Linked DNA regions of Homo sapiens: region 1 is linked to region 2. Evidence: read pairs that join two places in POLR2A ChIA-PET (ENCODE). Cell type or tissue: MCF 10A. All regions are shown on one strand. Each heading gives the region's core, and the rest is flanking DNA. Links, peaks and the distances in the headings are about the cores only.

Region 1 (18,136 bases), core at 8,581-11,080, 67 kb before region 2:
ATAGGGAGAAGACCATGTGAAGATGGAGGCAGAGATTAGGTGATGCAGCAGAAACCAAGGAGCATCTAGAGAGCCAGCAAACCACCAGAGCTTGCGGACAGGCCTTCAGAAGGAACCAATCCTGCTGACACCTTGATCTTGAACTTTTAGCCTCCAGAGCTGTGAGGCCATACATTCCTGTTGTTTAAGCTCCCCAGTTTGTGGTACTGTGTTCCAGCAGCCCTAGAAAGTGAATGCTATATGCACGCTTGCCATCCCAATTTTCACACCCAGTAACTGATCCTATAAAAATAATTGCACAAGTAAGCAAAGGAGTTATCATAAGGATATTGACAACAGCAGTGTTTATCATTTACAACAGAGAAAACAACCTAAATGTCTTACAGTGAAAGAAAAGTTCATAAATGATAGTACATTCACACAATGGAAAGTCATGTAGCTTTTCAAAATGATGTTGTCAGTATAAAGCTTGAGAGGGAAAGACATTCACAATAAGTTGCTTAAAGGGGACTACAAAAGAGTATGTATATATATACTGTTGGCCATTTTTTGCAACTTATATATGTGTGTGTGTGTGTGTGTGTTATAAATGCATAGGAAAAAGTCTGAAAGTATATCAACATATTTACAGTGGTAGAATTTCAGGTAATTTACATTTTCCTCTCTTTGCTTCTCCATATTTTCTTAAGAGATGTGGTTTAAAAATTAGCCTGTGAGGGTTCCTTGTTTTCCCTCTCCCCATTGCCCCTTTTAAGATTGACTGAGTAGATTCACAATCCTTCCATACCTCGGGAAGGAGGAAGAAAGAATAGGAAAAAAGGGGAAAGGACAGGAGAAAAGAAAACATAAATGATCTATTAAAGAACTAGGGGATAAAAAAAATTGTTTGTTTGTTTGTTTATAAGAGATGGGGTCTTGCTCTATCACCCATGCAGTGGCACCTTCTTAGCTCACTGCAGCTTTGAACTCCTGTGCTCAAATGATCCTCTCACCTCAGCCTTCCAAGTGGCTAGGACTGTAGTGGTGCCTCATCATGCCTGGCTAATTTTTTTTGTAGTGGTGGGGTCTTGCTATGTTGGCCAGGCTAGTCTAGAACTCCCGGCCTCAAGGGATCCTCTTGCCTCAACTTCCCAAAGTATTAGGAATACAGGACAGCGTGCCCAGCCAGATTCATGAATTTAGGAAGCAAAATATAGTGTGAACTGTAGGAGAAAAAGGTTTGGGGAGGTAGAGTTGTGAATGAGAGGCTCTAAAGCAATACAGGGTGTGAGAGAATTGTGGAAGAGAGAAGAGAGCATAGGAAGAGTATTCTCGGGGTTACAAATGGGATCCTTTTAAACAATTTCCAAGTAATGCACATGAAAGCTCAGAATTTCATGTTTTATCATTTTTAGCTGTTGGGATTGTACTTCTTTGAATGCAGCATCAACAGCATACAGAGAAAGGATTCAATGAGTCCAGGATTTATAAAGTCATTTTTCTACAATTAGCATATGGGTTCCAGTTTGCAAACTGAAGTACACAAGAAATATTACTTTATTTTTCTCTATCTTCATTTTTATTTGTTGTTATTGTCCTCCCAGTGGCAGACACTTGGCCTCAGGCAACTAAGTTTTCTGCTTGAGATAACATTCAAGAGGAGGTAGGTGTGGGCAGAGGCTTAGTTAATGAGGTTCATGTAGAATGCATCCGGGCCAGAGGTCTTAGGACAACGGTATCTTTTAAGATGGCCATCATCCTAGCTGACCTTAAGATCTGCATGATCCCATCTGTCAACACAAGTCCCTGTCTTTTCTAGTCTGGTGAGTCTCTTTGCTGGGCCAATTCTGTTTTTGAGGGAAGGGAAACACTCACTAGGCCCCTCAGCCACACTGGGCCATGACTACCGTATTCCTCACCACACTGTGCTGTGGGAAAACTCTGGGGTCTTGTCACCTGCAGGGCTCAATATGTGACTTAGGCAGGGGCCCATAGATCCACTTACACCATCAGATGGTTAATATTGTCAAATTGATTGGATTGAAGGATGCAAAGTATTCTTTCTGGGTGTCTGTGAGTGTATTGCCAAAGGCGATTAACATTTGACTCAATGGACTGGGAAAGGCAGACCCACCCTCAATGTGGGTGAGCACCATCTAATCAACTGCCAACTTGGCTAGAATAAAGCAGGCGGAAGAAGGTGGGAGAACCTGACTTGCCTTCATTTTTCTCCAGTGCTGGATGCTTCCTGACCTTGAACATCAGACTCCAAGTTCTTTGGCTTTAGGACTCTTGGATTTACACTAGCAGTTTGCCGAGGGGATCTCTGGCCTTTGGCCACAGACTGAAGGCTGCACTGTTGGCTTCCCTACTTTTGAGGTTTTGGGTCTCGGGCTGATCCACTACTGGCTTCCTTGCTCCTCAACTTGCAGACGGCCTATCGTGGGACTTTACCTTGTGATCGCGTGAGTCAATTCTTCTTAATAAACTGCCTTTCATATTTACATATATCCTATTAGTTCTGTCCCTCTAGAGAACCCTGACTAATACAGATTTTGTTCCTGGAGTGGTTCAAGAATTTTAAGGATAGAGTTCTTTAGTTGGTTTCAGGGTTTCTGGAATTGGCTGCTCAATCTGATTAGACCCAAAAATGCTAAGACCTCTGCTTTGAATACTATGGAAAACACTGATAGTCCTTGGTGTGAACTGTTTAGAAAGTTATGCAAAATAAATGCATTTGATACTCCTGATTCACTGCTCTGCAGAGGCAAGGAGTTTAGTGACTCTATACATAATACCTTTGACCATATGTGGAGAATCAAGGAATGTCATAAAGTTGTTTGGTTGCTCCTAAGTTTGCTGGACAAAGTGATGAAAGAAAACGATGAACTCAGGGATTCTAACTCCTGGCTCCAGAAGCAGATACTGAGCCCCAAATCTTCTAAGACTGCCCTAACAGAGAGTTTTATCTCCTGTATAGAAAGAGCTGAAATTGTGGAAAAACAGACACAAGCTCTTATCATGTGAGTGGCTGACTTGCAATAAAAGGTGAATGCACACCCTTGCCAGGTGTCTACTGTTAAAGTGAGGGCATTGATTGGAAAAGAATGGGACCCTGCAATTAGGAATGGGGATGTATAGGAGGTCCCTGATGAGGCTTGGGACACTGAGCTTCTAAATTCTGATGAGCCTTTTTTGCCAGAGGAAACAGCCTTCCCATCTGCAGCAGTAGCAACATCTCCCCCCACCACCCATGCTGCCATCAGCCTTTCCACCTTTGTCTGAGGAGATTAACCCTGCACTGCCTGAGGCAACAGTGATGGCCTCCCCTGAGGAAGTTGCCAGGTAAGAGAATGCTGATTCTCCTCAGGACCCACCCCTAACACCCCTGTTTGCTTCCAGACCTATAACTAGACTCAAGTTCCAGCAGGCTCTAGATGTAAGGTTCAGAGTGTGACCAATGAGGAGGTGCGCTACACTCCAAAAGAACAGAGTTTTCTAACTTATAAAGCAGAAATCTGGAGAACAGGTATCGGGATGGACTTTAAGGGCATGGGATAATGGTGGAAAGAACATAAAGTTGGATCAGGCTGAATTTACTGATATGGACCCACTAAGCAGGGATTCTGCATTTAATGTTGCAGATCAGGGAGTTAAAAAAAGGTTCTAATAATTTATTTGCTTGGTTAGCTGAAACATGGATCAAAAGATGGCCTACTTGGCTGGGCGTGGTGGCTCATGCCTGTAATCCCAGCACTTTGGGAGACCAAGGCGGGCAGATCACTTGAGGTCAGGAGTTTGAGACCAGCCTGGCCAACATGGCAAAACCCAGTCTCTACTAAAAATACAAAAATTAGCCCGGCTTGGCGGCACACTCCTGTAATCCCAGCTACTCAGGAGGCTGAGGCAGGAGAATTGCTTAGACCCAGGAGGTGGAGGGTGCAGTGAGCTGAGATCGTGCCACTGCATTCCAGCCTGGGTGACACAGTGAGACTCTGTCTCAAAAAAATAAAATAAAATAAAATAAAATATGGCCTACTATGAGTAGGCTGGAAATGCCTGATCTCCCTTGGTTTAATGTAGAGGAAGGGATCCAAAAGCTTAGGGAGATTGGAATGTTGGAGTGGATTAGTCATTTTAGACCTACTCATCCCAGCTGGGAGGGTCCAGAAGATATACCCTTCACCAATACTTTGCGAAATAGATTTGTGAAGGGAGCATTTACATCCTTGAAGAGTTTTGTGATTGCTTATCTTTGTATGCCAGATCTTACAGTGGGAACTGCAGTCACTCAATTAGAAATGTTAAATGCAATGGAAATAATTGGATCCCAAGGTGGCAGGGGCCAAGTTGAGGCACTCAACCATGAAAGGCAAGGTGGATGTAGTTACTATAATGGACAGCAAAGGCAAAGTAGCAATCAGAATAGCATGATTTATGTAGAGCTCTGGCTTTGGCTAATTAATCACAGTGTTCCTAGAAGTGAAATTGATAGGAAGCCTACTGCATGCTTACTTAATTTATATAAGCAGAAAACTTTCAGGCTGAATGGACAAAAGACTAATTTGAATTATAAAAATAGAGAATTACGGCCTGTCAATCATTTCCAGACATGAACCAGTTTACAGACCCAGAAATCCTTGAATGAAAGGGACGCCGGTTCTCCTTGAGGAAGAACCTCACTATACTACCAACAATTTATGCAGTTAATCTTTTTCCCATCCTTCCCTAAGGAGACCTCTGGCCTTTTACCAGGGTAGCTGTGCACTGGGGAAAGGGGAATGATCAGAACTTTCGGGGATTCTGGCCACTGGCTCTGAGCTGATATTGATTTCAGAGGACCCAAAACATCATTGTGGTCCTCCAGTTAAAGCTTGGTTAGCTAAAATACGGATCTTATGGGGCTTGTGGAGATAAGGTAATTAATGAAGTTTTAGCTCTGGTCCGACTTACAGTGGGTCCAGTGGGTCCCCAGACTCATTGTGTGGTCATTTCCCCAGTGCCAGAATGCATAATTGGCATAGACATACTTAGCAGCTGGCAGAATCCCTACATTGGCTCCCTGACTGGTAGGGTGAGGCCTATCATGGTGGAAAAGGCCAAATGGAAGGCATTAGAGCTGCCTCTACCTAGAAAAATAGTAAGTCAAAAACAATATCACAACCCTGGAGGGATTGCAGAGATTAGTGCCACCATCAAGGACTTGAAAGATGCAGGGGTGGTGATTCCCACCATATCCCCATTCAACTTTCCTATTTGGCCTGTGCAAAAGACAGATGGATCTTGGAGAATGACAGTGGATTACTGTAAGCTTAACCAAGTGGTGACCCCAACTGCAGCTGCTGTACCAGATGTGGTTTCATTGCTTGAGCAAATTAACATATATCCTTGTACCTGGTATACAGCCATTGATTCGACAAATGCCTTTTTCTCCATTCCTGTCCATAAGGCCCACCAAAAGCAATTTGCCTTCAGCTTGCAAAGTCAGCAATATACCTTCACTGTCCTGCCTCAGGGGTATATCAAGTCTCCAGCTTTGTGTCATAATTTTGTTCACAGAGATCTTGATCACTTTTCTCTTCCACAAGATATCACACTGGTCTATTCTACTGATGACATTATGCGGATTGGACCCAGTGAGTGAGAAGTAGCAAACACAGTGGACTTATTGGTGAGACATTTGCATGCCAGGGGATGGGAAATAAATTCGGCTAAAATTCAGAGACCTTCTACATCAGTGAAATTTCTAGGAGTCCAGTGGTGTGGGGCCTATTGAGATATTTCTTCTAAGGTGAACAATAAATTACCTCATTTGGTCCCTCCTACAACCAAGAAAGAGGCACAATACCTAGTTGGCCTATTTGGATTTTGGGGGCAACACATTCCTTATTTGGGTATGTTACTCCAGCCCATTTATCAAATGATTCAAAAGGTTGTCAGTTTTGAGTGGGGTCCAGAACAGGAAAATGCTCTGCAACAGGTCCAGGCTGCTGTGCAAGCTGCTCTGTCACTTGGGCCATATGACCCAGCAGATCCAGCAGTGCTTGAGGTGTCAGTAGCAGATGGGATGCTGTTCGAAGCCTTCGGCCAGCCCCCATAGGTGAATCACAGCAGAGACCTCTAGGATTTTGGAGCAAGGCCCTGCCATCTTCTGCAGATACCTACTCTCCTTTTGAGACACAGCTCTTGGCTTGTTACTGGGCTTTGGTAGAAACTGAAGGCTTGATTATGGGTCATCAAGTCACCATGCGACCTGAGCTGCTTAGAAGGCACAAGTAAGTTACATAAGGAAATGGCTCAAATGCCCATGATCTCCACTCCTGCCACCCTGTCTTCTCTCCCCAAGCCTGCACCGATGGCCTCATGGGGAATTCCTTACGATCAGTCTACACAGGAAGAGAGGACTAGGGCCTGGTTTACGGGTGGTTCTGCACGATATGCAGGTACCACCCAAAAGTGGACAGGTGCAGCACTATAGTCTCTTTCTAGGACATCCCTGAAGGACAGTGGCAAAGGGAAATCTTCCCAGTGGGCAGACCTACCCTCAATGTGGGTGAGCACCACCCAATCATCTGCGAACTTGGCTAGAATAAAGCAGGCAGAAGGTGGTGGGAGAAGCCGACTTGCTGAGCCTTCCAGCTTTCATCTTTCTCCGGTGCTGGATGCTTCCTGCCCTCGAACATCAGACTCCAAGTTCTTCGGCTCTTGGACTTACAATAGTGGTTTGCCAAGGGGCTCTCGAGCCTTTGGTCACAGACTGAAGCTGCACTGTTGGCTTCCCTACTTTTGAGGTTTGGGGACTCGGACTGATCCACTACTGATTTCCTTGCTCCTCAACTGGCAGACTGCCTATCGTGGGACTTTACCTGTGATTGTGTGAGTCAATTCTTCTTAATAAACTCCCTTTCACATAGACATATTTCCTATTAGTTTTGTCCCTCTGGAGAATCCTAGATGGGATTCTGTCATTCCCAGATTTTTCCAAGGTTTCCGCCATTGCTTCCCCATTTTCTCACCAACTTCCTTCCAACACATATGCCATGGGTTTGACTTCTTTCTCACAGACACTTACTGATATTTTAGTTTTCTGCATTATCTCCAGTTCTTTCTCTTCCTTTGGTCCTGGAAAATCTTGCCACAATTTTGTGTTGTCCAGATTCTTCTTAGGCCTCTGAGCATTTCTTCATTGTCTTTTCTTTTGGATATTTGTTCCATCATCTGTCCATAGAATATTCAGCTTCTAGCATTCCACTTTTGGCCCACTGTCTTTCTCAGTTTTTCCCAGGTTACCTCATCCACTCCCAAGGATTTAACCACCACTTCTATGCTAATGACTCTGAACCTACAGCTTTAGTCCAAAATCCATGTCCTGTTGCTGTGTATCTGTCCTTGATCTCCCACAAGCCAATAAAACTAAACTTGTCCCAAACTCTATATATCTTCCGAAAACCTGTATTTTTCTCTTGCATTCTTTCTCTTCAGTGGTGGATATAATTACAAACTGCTCGGCTATTATGGAAAAATGCTCAGTGCTTTGAGGATGTTTAGTAGAGGCACTCTCTATCTGTCTAGGATGGGGAGGGGGATGCGAGAAAATGTTCTCTCACTTAGATATTATTGAGGCTGGCATCTCCAGATCTGCACAGCTCAGGAGTCTGACTGCATCACTTCCTTGCCCCAGACCTTCAGGAAAAACATGCAGTGGTGTACCCAGGGGGTAGCCACCTTGATAGAGAGGAGCGTGTTATCATTGTTTAGAATCACTGGCAATATAGTCAGTTTTATTATTGTTTTCTAATACTCAACAGACAGTCTACCCCCTTTTTGCCTACACCCAGCATGGTCCACTCAAATTGCCCTACTCCTTGGTACTCCACTGAAAACCTGGAGGCCTCCACCCTCCTCTCCTTATCCCCATCTTCCCTTCAGCCAAGCCTCTAAGGCCAAATCACCTGTTGTTTCTCATTTCTGTGTCTTTTCTCATGCTCTTCCCTCTGCCTGGAATTCCCTCTACTCCATACACACACTGTATCTGGTTTACCCCTACTCTTTAAGATTCAACTTAAATATCGCTTCCCCCAGGAAGCTGCCCCTGCTCACCCAAGGCTGAGTCACATGCCCTTCGTTGGGCTTCCATGGTATCTTCTAAATACTAAATTTCTGCATTGGCCACATCGTACTCTAATTAATCTGTTCATGATTTTGTCTCTCTCAATTACTGTGTGCCAAATGAAGTAGTCTTATTCACTTTTTTATTCACTGAGATCCGAGGAAACACTACATTATTCATTTTCATATCTCCGGGATCTAGGAAAATACTTGTCACAATATTGATGAGAAAGGTGTTTACATCATGTTGTGATATAAGCTTTAAATTCTGCAGAACACTTATTTTCATGGGAAAAATAATATTTGGAGCATGCCCTTAGGGTCTCCCTCCACTTCCTTTCCTGGTACCCTTTAGAAACCCTTATGTGAACCTTCACATATATATGGAAGGCTCAGGTTGGTCTTCAACACCACTGCCTTGATGCTACAAATTTACAAAGTGGAAGACATTTTTCAGTTTTGAAGCATGCTCTTCTCCAGCTCTCTGCAGAGCTTCTGTTTCTGCAAGACAGTGACTGAGAGTCTGGTATTCAATTATTATTTTATTCATTTAACTGCACCAGTAAATAGTGATAGAATTCAGAACTCAGAGCTACCACAATATGGAATTTTTAAAAGGCACTTGAAATCCTTGACAGCAGAAGCAGGGACATTTAAAATACAGAGGACAGGGAACCAAACTGTGAAATGTTCTCTCTGTAATCTTCATCAAAGATATATGCTTTGAAATGATTCCTATTCCATGGAAGAAGATACAATCTGCTCCCCCTCTTCCCATTACCACCATTTGCAAAGCACCACCCAGTCTTACAGATATTTTCTTCCCAGTGTCTCTCATAACCATTCCTTTCTTAAGGTTTCGTAAGAACCATATGAATGTTCTTTGACATCATATCATATTATATGCAGTGATTCTTTAAATAGTATTCCAGTGTTGAGATAGCGAAAAGCACTGGAAGCACTGGTGTGCTGGTAAATGTTTCACAATCAGCTCTCTGGGGAAAGAAGCTCTATTGGTAGTGTTTGCTAATCTCCATGGTATAAATACTCCCACCAAGGCAGATTTCAAGCTATCAACTTGATGTCACTGAATGAGGAGTTGGGGAAAGGTGGACCCCATTGTCTCTACTGAACCAATACAAGCTGCTGTATATCAGCTCTAGCACATTTCTGGATGGACGATTAATTTTTCTCAAGCACCATTTAAGATAGGTTATTTTCAGATTCAGAAATCTACCCAGACTTCTACTGTCTGCCATGGAAATAGAAAAAAAAAAACAGTCTGTCCACTTTTCCCTATCACCACAAATACTGTGTTAGGCTACTTGATTGGAGTCTGCATTAGCTAGTTAAATGATCTCCTTGGTTCCACTCTTACCTCTACAGTTCTTCTCCCTACAGCAACCAGAGTAATTGTTTAACACTAATTTGATTGTGTTACCTGCCCAGAGGCAATATTGCATCACACCAGGAACTATGCCACTGGTGCAACATGGAGTTGTGCAGTACGCAGGCTATTCAACCATACTCAGCACCCCGACCTCTGCTTAAAATCCTCAGAGGTTTTCCATTACATTTAGGGATTTGTATATTTGTGTTTATATAACATATGGTTTAACCCGGTCTCCAAAGGCCTGCATGATCTGACTGCAGCTTCCTCTCCTGTCCCATCCATGCCACTCTCCCTCTGACTTACTTGGTTCCAGCTTCTCTGAACTTCCCAACTTCCTTCAATTCCTCTGTCATACTAAGCTCTCTCTAGGATCCCACCTGGACCACTCTTCTTTTTGATTTTCCTTTGGTTAAACTTTCTTTCTGAAGTCTCTGCTCACAAGGCACTTTCCAGAGAGATCTTTGAACCCCTGATCTAAATTAAGCCCCTTCAATTAGTCTCTTTCATGGCATGTTATTTTTTCACTTCTAAGCATTACAGTGGGTACTGTCATTATGAGTGTTTTGGTGTCAATGATGGCAGGCTTTTTTTTTGTTTTGTTTTGTTTTTCACCAGGGATGTAGAACCTCCAAATTTACTGCGAGGGGCACAGCCACAGTCCCGCAAAGGTGACAAGATGTGCTCGCTGTTTGCATCTGTTTAAATCATCACTATAAGAAAGTGATTCTTGGGTTTAGGTATGAGTGATGGCAGTTTTTATGACCAGAAAAGATTATTTATGATGAGTTTGGTTTTTAGAAATTAATATTCCATTTAAGGTTATAAGATCAAAAGACTATTTGTCCTTAAGCTTTAAAATTCAAAATAAAAATCACATTGTTCTATTAATGAATAAATAAGACTTTAACAGTCACTTTTAAGGGGGCCTTTGATTAATGTGTGAGCCCATTTACAAACTTAATTTTAATTCTTTTTTTTTTTTTTTTTTTTTGAGACGGAGTCTCGCTCTTTTGCCCAGGCTGGAGCGCAGTGGCACGATCTCGGCTCACTGCAACTGCAACCTCCGCCTCCTGGGTTCAAACGATTCTTCTGCCTCAGCCACCCAAGTAGCTGCGACTACAGGCACGCACCACCACCCAGCTAATTTTTGTATTTGTAGTAGAGATGGGGTTTCACCATATTGGCCAGGCTGGTCTCGAACTCTTGACTTGGTGATCCGCCCGCCCTGGCCTTCCAAAGTACTGGGATTACAGGTGTGAGCCACCACGCTGGACAATTTTAATTCTTAAACATCAAAAAATTACATTCATACATTTAATGTACTTGTTTTCATTTTAAGTCATTCAACTGTGTAACAAAAATAATTTAAGTAACTCTAACATATGAAACATAAATATGGTGAATATTAGGTTCTTCTGAATGTTCCAATAGTATCTTTAAATTTAGTAAAGTTTTCTTATACATTGAACTTAAAGTCAGAAGTTAATCAATTATTCAATTAAATATTATACATTAAATTATAAAGCAATTCTGTTTGATTCGCTCATCTGCTATTAATAAATTCTCCAAATAATTACACGTATTCTAAATAGCAAGTGCACAAGGTGTTTCTCAACTTACCATGAATATATGAATACGATGGGTTTGGCTTAATCAGTTTTCATAATTCACTCTTTTATTTTCAATTACAGATCCTCCTAGAATTAAAATGGGCAGATGAAGCAGACAGTTATACCACACCAAACATTTGGTCTTATTTTTCAGGAGGAGGTCACTGAGGATACAAATTGACTCTGGATTTGGCTGGGACTCAGGGTTTTGTGTTCTCCCAACATACTGAGGCCCAGTTACGAGGCCTAGTTACAGGAATTTCATAGCCAGAAAGGGTCCCATGTTCACGTCCCTAATTCTAGTGAAATCTGGGTCTGTAACCCCTCTCCTAGGTTCTTTCACTTTGAGATTGGATTGATTTACTCTTTCAATGGCTTTATTTTATTCTAAATTATCTTCTTATTCTTCTGAGCAGGCCAGGCTCAGCTCTTATTGATATTTAAATAGAATCCAGTTGGGATTCCACAAATCTCTTTGTAGTTTTGTATATCTCTATTTACAATGGCAAGATCAGTCTTAATGACAGGAATGGATCTCAATCTACAAACGCAGGTCTGCAAAAACTCTTATTTTCTAAATATGTGACTCACCATTAATTTAATTAATTTTTCTAGGTAAACACAAGGCATGGGATTGTTACTTGCTACAAGGCAAGACATACAGGAAGGGGCTGGCAGGGACTCATGGTGTTAAGGTACAAGGGCCAAGTTACCTACCCTACTGGAATTTTTTGTTCTGGGGGCTCACTTTCTGGGAGTTGCAGCAGCAGCTGCAGCAACAGTGGATGATAATGAGCAACAGCAAGAACAACAGGGTGCTGACGAAGGTGAGGAAGATAATGTAGGCAGCAGTGTCCCACTTGGACTGAAAGGGCTGATCCCTGTCAGCTGTTGGTCTCCCCACACTTCCAGAGCCATTACTCCCAGCTCCTCCATGAACAACAGACCCATTTTAGCAGAAGCGCCCTGGTGCCACCTTTTAAAAATATACTAGACAAGCACCGTGAAACACATGGGCACTCAGCCACTGTTGACTTTGTGAACAAAAGAAAGAAAGAGAGGCTGGGTGTGGTGACTCATGCCTGTAATCCCAGCACTTTGGGAGGCCTAGGCGGGTGGATCACGAGGTCAGGAGATGGAGATCATCCTGGCCAACATGGTGAAACCCCATCTCTACTAAAATACAAAAAATTAGCCAGATGTGGTGGCGTGCACCTGTAGTCCCAGCTACTCGGGAGGCTGAGGCAGGGAATTGCTTGAACCTGGGAGGTGGAGGTTGCTGTGAGCTGAGATCATGCCATCGCACTCCAGCCTGGGTGACAGGGCAAGACTCTATCTCAAAAAAGAAAAAAAAAGAGAAAGAAAGAAAGAAAAAGAAAGAAAAAGAAAGAAAGAAAGAAAGAAAGAAAGAAAGAAAGAAAGAAAGAAAGAAAGAAAGAAAGAAAGAAAGAAGGAAGGGAGAGAAGAAGCAAGGGAGGGAGAGAGGAAAGAAGGGAGGGAGGGAGGGAAAGGAAGAGTAGGCTTTAATTTACAATTTGAACCCTTATTCAACAGGAATTGAAAATGATATAGAGTCAGTACTCACCCTTCCCTTTCCTCCTGATATTTCATCTGGGTTCCAGGTGAACTCAGTGACATCAAGTTGGACAGCTTGAGACTTGCCTTGGGTGGAGTAGTTACGCGGGGAACAAGGGTTTCTAAACCTTTAGAATTTCCTAATAGGACTCTTTTGTAATTCATAACATGCCTCTTTGAATCATACCTGACCACATGCTAATGAGAGAATTCTTAACCTCTAGAGAGCTTCAGAATAGAGCTGATCACCAGGCGACTTTCAGCCCCATCCCCTAACCCCTAACTGTGGAGAGGGGAAGAGGGTCTGGAGATTGAGTTCAATCACCAATGGCCAATCACACCTACATAATGAAATTTCAGTAAAATCTCTTGAACAACAACGTTTAGGGATGTTCTGAGTTTGTGAACATATTGATGTGCTGGGTGGGTGGATGCCCAGAGAGGGCATGGGCTTTCTGTCCACCTTCCACTCCCTTGCTAGCTCTATGCATCTCTTCCATTTGGCTGTTTCTGAATCGTATTCTTTATAATAAAACTGCAGTGGTAAGTATAGTGCTTTCCTGTGTCCTGTGAGTCTTTCTAGCGAATTATCAAACCTGGTGGAGGGTGGGGAGTGATATGGTTTGGCTGTGTCCCCACCCAAATCTCATCTTGAATTGCCATGTGTTGTGGGAGGAACGTGGTGGGAGGTAATTGAATCAGGGGCTCAGTTCTTTTCCATGCTGTTCTTTATCAGCATGATATGTCTTTATCAGCAGCGTGGAAATGAACTAATACAGGGAGGGTCATGGGAATCCCCAAATTTGTAGTTGATTGAGCAGAGGTTCAGTTAGCTTGGAGCCCCATATCCGGCTAACATGTGAAGTGGAGGCATTGTTATGCAACTGAACCCATAACTTGTGGGGTCTGCACTGACTCCAGGTAATTGGTGTCAGAGTTGAATTGAATTATTGGACACCCAGTTGGTATCAAAGAATTGGAGAATTGGTGGTCCTTGGAAAATGACAGATTTGCTGTCAGAAAAACAATGCTGTGCTTCATTGGAGCACTGCTCCTGTGTGCCTAGAGATCACTTTGCTCTTCTGCACCAAAGAGAAGCACAGGTGGAATCTGTGAGGTTTCAAAGTCCAAGTGCAAAGGCTTCTACAAAGCCATTTCTACTCAGTGTTGGTCAACTTGCTGGGCTGGGCCTGGAGAATGTGAGCACCAGTCTCTTTTGCTCTTATGAAGTCCAAACTAATCTTGAATTTGTCATCCCCTGGAGGTTGGCCTGGGAAATGAGATGGGGTGGAGGCTCCATTTTGCAAAGACCCAACACCACCTAAGTTCTAATCACTTCCCTCTGACTCTCCTCTATCCTGGGGAAAAGTTGCCAGTCTCTGGGCCAGAATAGCCTTGCTCTGATTCAGTGAGTATCTTCTCAAATCACTATTCATGACAGAAGTTATATTCTATGCCTACTGAAAACTGGAATTTTGGAACTCAAGAGCTAGGATAAGGTTTTTGTTAGTTATATATTGGATTCTGCAATTCATCTATCTTCTGCATCATTACATGCAGAATACTGAGCTGATTGAATGGGTAAGAGCCAAAGGAGAACAAGTAATGCTGGGAACAAAACACACAATGAGTAATTTTCCAAAATATTAACTCAGCACACACTTTGACCATTTGTATAAATGCTTATGGAATAGTATTTGATGTCAGTTTTCCACTAGACTGTAAATACCATGAGGACAGGGATTATACCTTGCTTGTTCATTATTGTACAAAAAGTACCTAGAACAGTATCTGCATCCAAAAGAAAATCAATAAAGATTTGCTGAAGTCATTAATGAATTTAAACTCCTTAGTTTGACATTCAATATCTAAGTGATAACTCCCTGCTCTCATAAGCTAATTTTATTCTTGTAGTCACCAACTTTCTATATCACCTGAATTAATACAGTTATCAGCTTCTATCTGTCACTTATTCAAGACCAGATCATTTATTTGAATATATTGTTTTCTTTGCTAAAAATGTCCTTTCTCCACTATAATAAAACATCTTCCCCTCTTTCAAACTATGCCTTAAAACTGATCCATAAACAACCTCATGATTGACCTCACTTGTCTGTACACTCAGTTTCATTCATTCATCCCTTTAAAAATATATATTGAGTAGTCTGTATTGGACACCATTCTAGGCACTGGGGATAAAATGTAAATGAAAAGCTCTCCGTCCAAATAAATAAAACATGAATGAGGTATTTTTAAATAGTGATAAAGGCTATTAAAATACAAACAGGCCGGGCGCAACAGCTCACACCTGTAATCCCAGCACTTTGGGAGGCCGAGGTGGGTGGACCACTTGAGGTCAGGAGTTCGAGACCAGCCTGGCCAACATGGCAAAACCCATCTCTACTAAAAATACAAAAATTAGCCGAGCATGGTGGCAGGTGCCTGTAATCCCAGCTGCTCGGGGGGGCTGAGGCAGGAGAATTGCTCGAACCCAGGAGGTGGAGGTTGCAGTGAGCTGAGATTGTGGCATTGCACTCCAGGCTGGGTGACAGAGCGAGACCCAGTCTCAAAGGAAAAACAAACAAAAAACATGGGACAGTGTGTGAGAGAAAGTGATCAGGGGACAACAGAACAACATTAGATAGTGATTCAGGAAAGTCCTAGGCTGGGTGCCGTGGCTCACGCCTGTAATCCCAGCACTTTGGGAGGCTGAGTTGGGCGGATCACCTGAGGTCAGGAGTTCAAGACCAGCCTGGACAACATGGTGAAACCCTCTTTTCTAAAAATACAAAAATTAGCCAGGAATGGTGGGACACACCTGTAATCCCAGATACTTGGTAGGCTGAGGCAGGAGAATCCTTGAACCCAGGAGGCAGAGGTTGCAGTGAGCCGAGATGGTGCCACTGCACTCCAGTCTGGGTGACAGAGTGAGACCTTGTCTCGAAAAAAAAAAAAAAAAAAAAAGCAGTGATTCAGAAAAGTCCTGTCTGAGCATGTGATGTCTGAGCCAAGGTCTGAATGAAGGGAAGATGTGAGGATGGAGCATTTCTGCTACCATTTTTGTCAGGAGAGTGAACAGGTGCAGAGGGCCTGATGCAAGCATGGGTTGGGGTTCCTGGAAAAGCATAAATGAAGCCTGTGACTCAAGCTGGAGAACTAAGGAGGAGTGTGGTAAGAGAGGAGAGCAGAGAGGCAAAGGTGCCAGGTCAGGCTGGGCCCTGTGGGCAAGGAACAGGAGTATGCATTTTGAACATAAGGGACACCTGGAAGGCTCTGAAACTGGGCCATGTCATGGTCTGATTATCTTTCAGAAATGTATCTAGCCACTGGGTTAGGGATAGACCAAAAAAGTGAAAGCAAAAAGACTAGAATTTAATTGCAGTAACATGAAATGATAGCTCAGCATGAACTAGGATGGTAGTGAAAATGGAGAGAAGTGGACAGATTAGAGACCTATGCTTGAGGTCAAGCCAGTAGGGCTTGCTGATGGACTGGCTGGGCACGGGAATGAAGACTAGGGTAAATGGGGAAACAGGAGAATCAAATTTGAACTTGACTTCTAGATCTGGGTTGGTGGTGCCATATGCTGAGATGTGGGACCAGGAAAGGAAAGATTAAGGTGGAGGTAACGGGCAGGAGTCCAATGTTCTATTTAATTCACCTCCAACATGCCTATTAGACATCTGGGTGCAGATGTTGAGTATGTGTTGGGATATATAAGCCTGGATCCCAGAGGAAAGGCAGAACAGGTGGTGGTGAAAAGAGCAGACTCTGGACTCAACCTGGCTCCCACCTATGTAGGCTTGAACAATTTACTTAACCTCTTTGTGCCTCAGTTGCTTCATCTATGAATTGGGGATAAAAACAGTACTCACCCTGTAAATTTCTTGTGAGGATTAAATGAGTTAATACATATAAAGACCTTAAGACAGGGTCTGGTACATAGGGAGTGTCCAATAAGTGTTAACTACTATCATCAATAGGAGGCTGGGATTTGGACACAGCTAAGGGTACAGCTGAGGGCTGGAACACAAATTTGGGAGTCATTAGTGGAATTTTAAAACCATGGGAGTGGACGATATCCCCTCAGGAGACAGTGTGTTTACAGAAGGCGAAAGGGCCCTGAGCCAAGCCTTGGGTCACTCCAACATTTACAGCTAAGACAAAGTAGCCCTCAAATGAGAGTGAGAAAGAACAGCTAATGAGATAGAAGAAAAACTGGGAAGGCATGCAGTCACCGAAACTGGCAGGTTAAACAGTATTCTCCCCAGAATTCATGCCCATCTGGAATTTCAGAATGTAACCCTATTTGAAAATAGGGTCTTTACAGACCTGATTAGTTAGATCTAATAAGTTCAAATGAGGTCATACTGATTACAGTGGGTCCTGAATCCAATGACTGGTGTCCTTACAAAAAGGCCATGTGATGACAGAGGCAGAGATTGGAGTGAGGCAGCTACAAGCCAAGGAACACCAAGGATTGGCAGGAGTGACCAGAAGCTAGGAATAGTCAAGAAAGATTCTTTCCTAAAGACTTCAGAGGGAACAAGGCCATGCTGACACCTTGATTTTGAACTTCTAGCCTCCAAAACTGTAAGGGAATAAATTTCTTTTATCTTAAGCCATTCAATTTGTAGTCATTGGTTACAGCAGCCTTAGGCATCTAATGCAAAAATCAGGAGGAGAAAATGTTTTTAAAAGGGGGAGATAATTGGCTAGGTGTGGTGGTTTATACCTGTAATCCCAGCACTTTGGGAGGCTGAGGCAGGTGGATCACGTGAGGTCAGGAGTTTGAGACCAGCCTGGTCAACATGGTGAAACCCCATCTCTACTGAAAATACAAAAATTAGCCAGGCGTGGTGGTGCATGCCTGTAATCCTAGCTACTCGGGAGGCTGAGGCATGAGAATCGCTTGAACCCGGGAGGTGGAGGTTGCAGTGAGCCAAGATTGTGCCACTACACTACAGCCTGGGCCACAAGAGCAAAACTTCATCTCAAACAAAACAAACCAACAAACAAAAAGAGGTGGGGAGATGGTCAACTCTTTGAAATGGCTGGTGACAGGTAGAATAAGATCAGTACTGACAAGGGACCACTGGATTTGGTGAGGAAGTCTTTCATGATCTTGCTAGAAAACTCTCAGTGAAATATTTGGGGTTAAATTCTGATTGGAATGGATTAAGGGGAGAATAAAAGGTAGGAAGTTGAGGCAGTTGCGATAGACAACTTTTCAGGATATTTTTTGTAGTGAAGTGGAGGTGAAGGTTGTGAGGCACAAAATTCAAGGGGGGGATTTTTTTTTTTTTTTTTAAGAGACAGGGTCTCACTCTGTCACCCAGGCAGGAATGTAGTGGCACAATCATAGCTCACTGCAGCCTTGAACTCCTGGGCTCAATCAGTCCTCCTGCCTCAGCCTTCTCAATAGCTGGCACTAAAGGTGTGTGCCACCATGCTTAGCTAATTTTAAAAA
Region 2 (2,915 bases), core at 416-2,915:
TGTAATACTTAGAAATACATATAGATAAAACCAAACTATAAAAAGGGAAGCAGGGAAGAGAATGAAGCACACAGGATTCAAGATAGTGGTTTCGTGGGGCAGAGGGGCGAGAACATGGTATATATAGGCAGGCCTGCCCCTGTCGTTAGATGTGGTTTATTCTCCAGGCCTTCACCTGTATGTGGGAAGTGGGTTCATAAATGCTTGTTACATTATTGACAATAGTTAATTAGATTACTGACTAAATAAAAGGAGGGACATGCACAGACAAATGATGACAGTACATCGTCAATCAAGGATTGTGATGAATTCAATTCAGTGTACTGGGAATTAAAAAAGGAAAGGAAAAGCGTCCTAATTCTCAAGTTAGAGGACAATTAAGAGATGATACTAATAGTTCATGAAACAACTTTTCTATTAATGAAATAATTGTTAAAGGGAAAATCTTCATAAATACGTCTTTGGAGTTGCTTGAACTGTAGGTAATTTCCACGTTTAGCTTAGGAGGATGTGTGAGTTAGTTTTAGCCATAGAAATAATTGGTTATTTTATCTGTAAATTTTATTGCAGTTTTTAACAAGGAATATTAGAACTATGGTCTACTTATTCAAATTATGTAGCAAATTTTCAAAAGGCAAACATTTTAGGAAATGGGTTGTCATTTTTATAGTACTTAACCTATTGCACGAGGTTTCAATGTAATTTTCCCTTATTTTTATATTTTATTTGAAATTTGCTTTTATTTAATTTTAACTATTTAGATAAGGACATATATGTGTGTCTATGTATATGTTTGTGTGTATATATCCACCTGTATTAAAATTAGGCATAAATGTAAAACTCTTGACATAACATTGTTGTATATACATTTCTGTGTGTGTGCTTAAATCTATGCATGTGTGTTTATAAATACGTACATATTTCATATAAATCATAGCTGGCTTGATTTTTAAAAAATATATTTAAGGTTTTAAGGCAGATTGCCCTATTAGATCTATAATTCATCATCTAACACAGTACAGCTACTGCCTTTCTTTAAAAAGTTAAAATTGCTGAATCTCAAAGCAAAGCTACTGACAAGTTTACATTTGTTCCTTAATTTCTGATTATTATTATTATTATTATTAGTTTTTGGCAAGAAAAAATGTAAAACACTTTCCAAAGTATGCAGCTTTAATTTTTACCATAATAATTAACTTTCTTCTCTGAATTACTGATTATAATAGGACCACACTGTATAGCATTTGACCTTGTGTGTGGTAACTTTTACTTCCTGACTATATTATAATTAAAGGTAGGAGAGATGATTTATGTTATTTGTGTCTCTTTGAGATGCTTTACTTGGATTTGAGAACATATCACAGATGTTGATGTTTAATTAAAACAGCTTAAATTTTTTTGTAGCCATGAGCTTTATTTCAATTGAAAGCCAAAGTTGTTTAGCTTGAACTAGCCTAAAGGGTTTAGAGAAATGGAGAGCATGATGGAGGAATTTCTAGTGGGACGTAAGAGTGCTTGTGTTTTGCTGAGAGGGCAGTTAGTTAATAAGCAGCTTGGTTTATGAGGAACAGATTTGACAAGCTTGGATGGAAAAATTAGGAGTGGAGGACCTCAAATGCCAGGCTCAAAAATTTAGAGACAGTGTTGAAAATATTACGATAGTAGAGCTTTAGGAGGATTAGTCTGGCTGGCAGTGTCCTGGATAGATCAGGGCTGGAGGAGGGAGGAAAACCAGGTAGTAGATCTTACAATACAGTTGCTCTCAGTCATGTCTCCCACTTACCCTGACCACAACAGATGTGAGGATGAGTATACCTGCTCATTGGAGAGTCATTCCTATTAGTCACACTGCACTCTCTGTAGCAGAGATTCTCATCACAAGTGGAAACAGTGGGAAGAGGGTGTCATAAGATTTGAAAAAGACCACAAATTATTCTAATACTCCCTCCCTGTCTTAACCAGGAAAAATTATTGAAATTGTTAAGGTTTAAGGCTACAAAAGCCTGAAATAATTTGAAATTGCTAGGAGTAGCAATTGAAAGCAAACTATTGAGGAACAAAAGAAAATCAGCTGTACTTTGCAATTGACTGAGTGTGGTGGCTTTGACATGCCAAGCCTGTGTGACTTGGTCTGAACTCTAGTACAGTGACTGGCATGGAGAAGGGTGTTCAGTGGGAATTTGTGAAATTTGATCATGGCACCAGAGATGTTAGCTGCTGATGTGAGTGGTTGTGCTACTAGGTGGCAGGCACTTAAAAAGAATAATTTTGTCTTTCTCCAGGAGCTTGTGGAAACACTTCCGTGCTGTAAGCCTTTGTTTATTTTTATTGGTATTCCCTGCTTATATGGCTTATATGATTTGCCAGTTTTTCCACATGGATTTTTGGCTTCTTATCATTATTTCCAGCAGCATTCTTACCTCTCTTCAGGTAAGCCTATGATTAATTAACTCTATATAATAACCAATTTTGTTATTTTTCCTCCCAGAGGAGGAATTAAATTTTTTCAAGATGAATGATTATAAGTGGACTATTCAGGTGATAACTTCTCTCTCTCTTTACTAGAACACATTACATTTATTTGAGCACAGGAGTTAGATGGCAGGTTATGAAAATATTACATAAACCGGCCGGGCGCGGTGGCTCACGCCTGTAATCCCAGCACTTTGGGAGGCCGAGGCGGGTGGATCATGAGGTCAGGAGATCGAGACCATCCTGGCTAACAAGGTGAAACCCCGTCTCTACTAAAAATACAAAAAATTAGCCGGGCGCGGTGGCGGGCGCCTGTAGTCCCAGCTACTCGGGAGGCTGAGGCAGGAGAATGGCGTAAACCCGGGAAGCGGAGCTTGCAGTGAGCCGAGATTGCGCCACTGCAGTCCGCAGTCCGGCCTGGGCGACAGAGCGAGACTCCGTCT

What was found. Peaks named below come from ENCODE experiments on the same cell type or tissue, not always from the same donor. Only the 100,000 strongest peaks of a DNase experiment are listed, where the experiment ranks them.
Region 1: POLR2A ChIA-PET joins it to region 2 with 15 read pairs; 2 of 35 experiments call an interaction of 5 or more read pairs at or near these places.

What each region holds. Positions count from the first base shown.
Region 1 is chr5:159,222,283-159,240,418 of GRCh38, reverse strand. It overlaps LINC01932 (long intergenic non-protein coding RNA 1932), which reads right to left and starts at 12,704. Exons shown (of 3, transcript NR_134261.1): 1 at 12,677-12,704; 2 at 11,102-11,178. It overlaps LOC124900203 (small nucleolar RNA SNORA68), which reads right to left and starts at 10,225; the gene lies at 10,097-10,225. In MCF 10A, for the core only: no CTCF peak of the experiment used is centred there; DNase peaks (open chromatin) are centred at 9,048 and 9,548.
Region 2 is chr5:159,162,447-159,165,361 of GRCh38, reverse strand. It overlaps RNF145 (ring finger protein 145), which reads left to right. Exons shown (of 11, transcript NM_001199383.2): 9 at 2,283-2,430. Among named protein-coding and RNA genes, the nearest start is that of RNF145, 46 kb to the left of the region's middle. In MCF 10A, for the core only: no CTCF peak of the experiment used is centred there; a DNase peak (open chromatin) is centred at 1,791.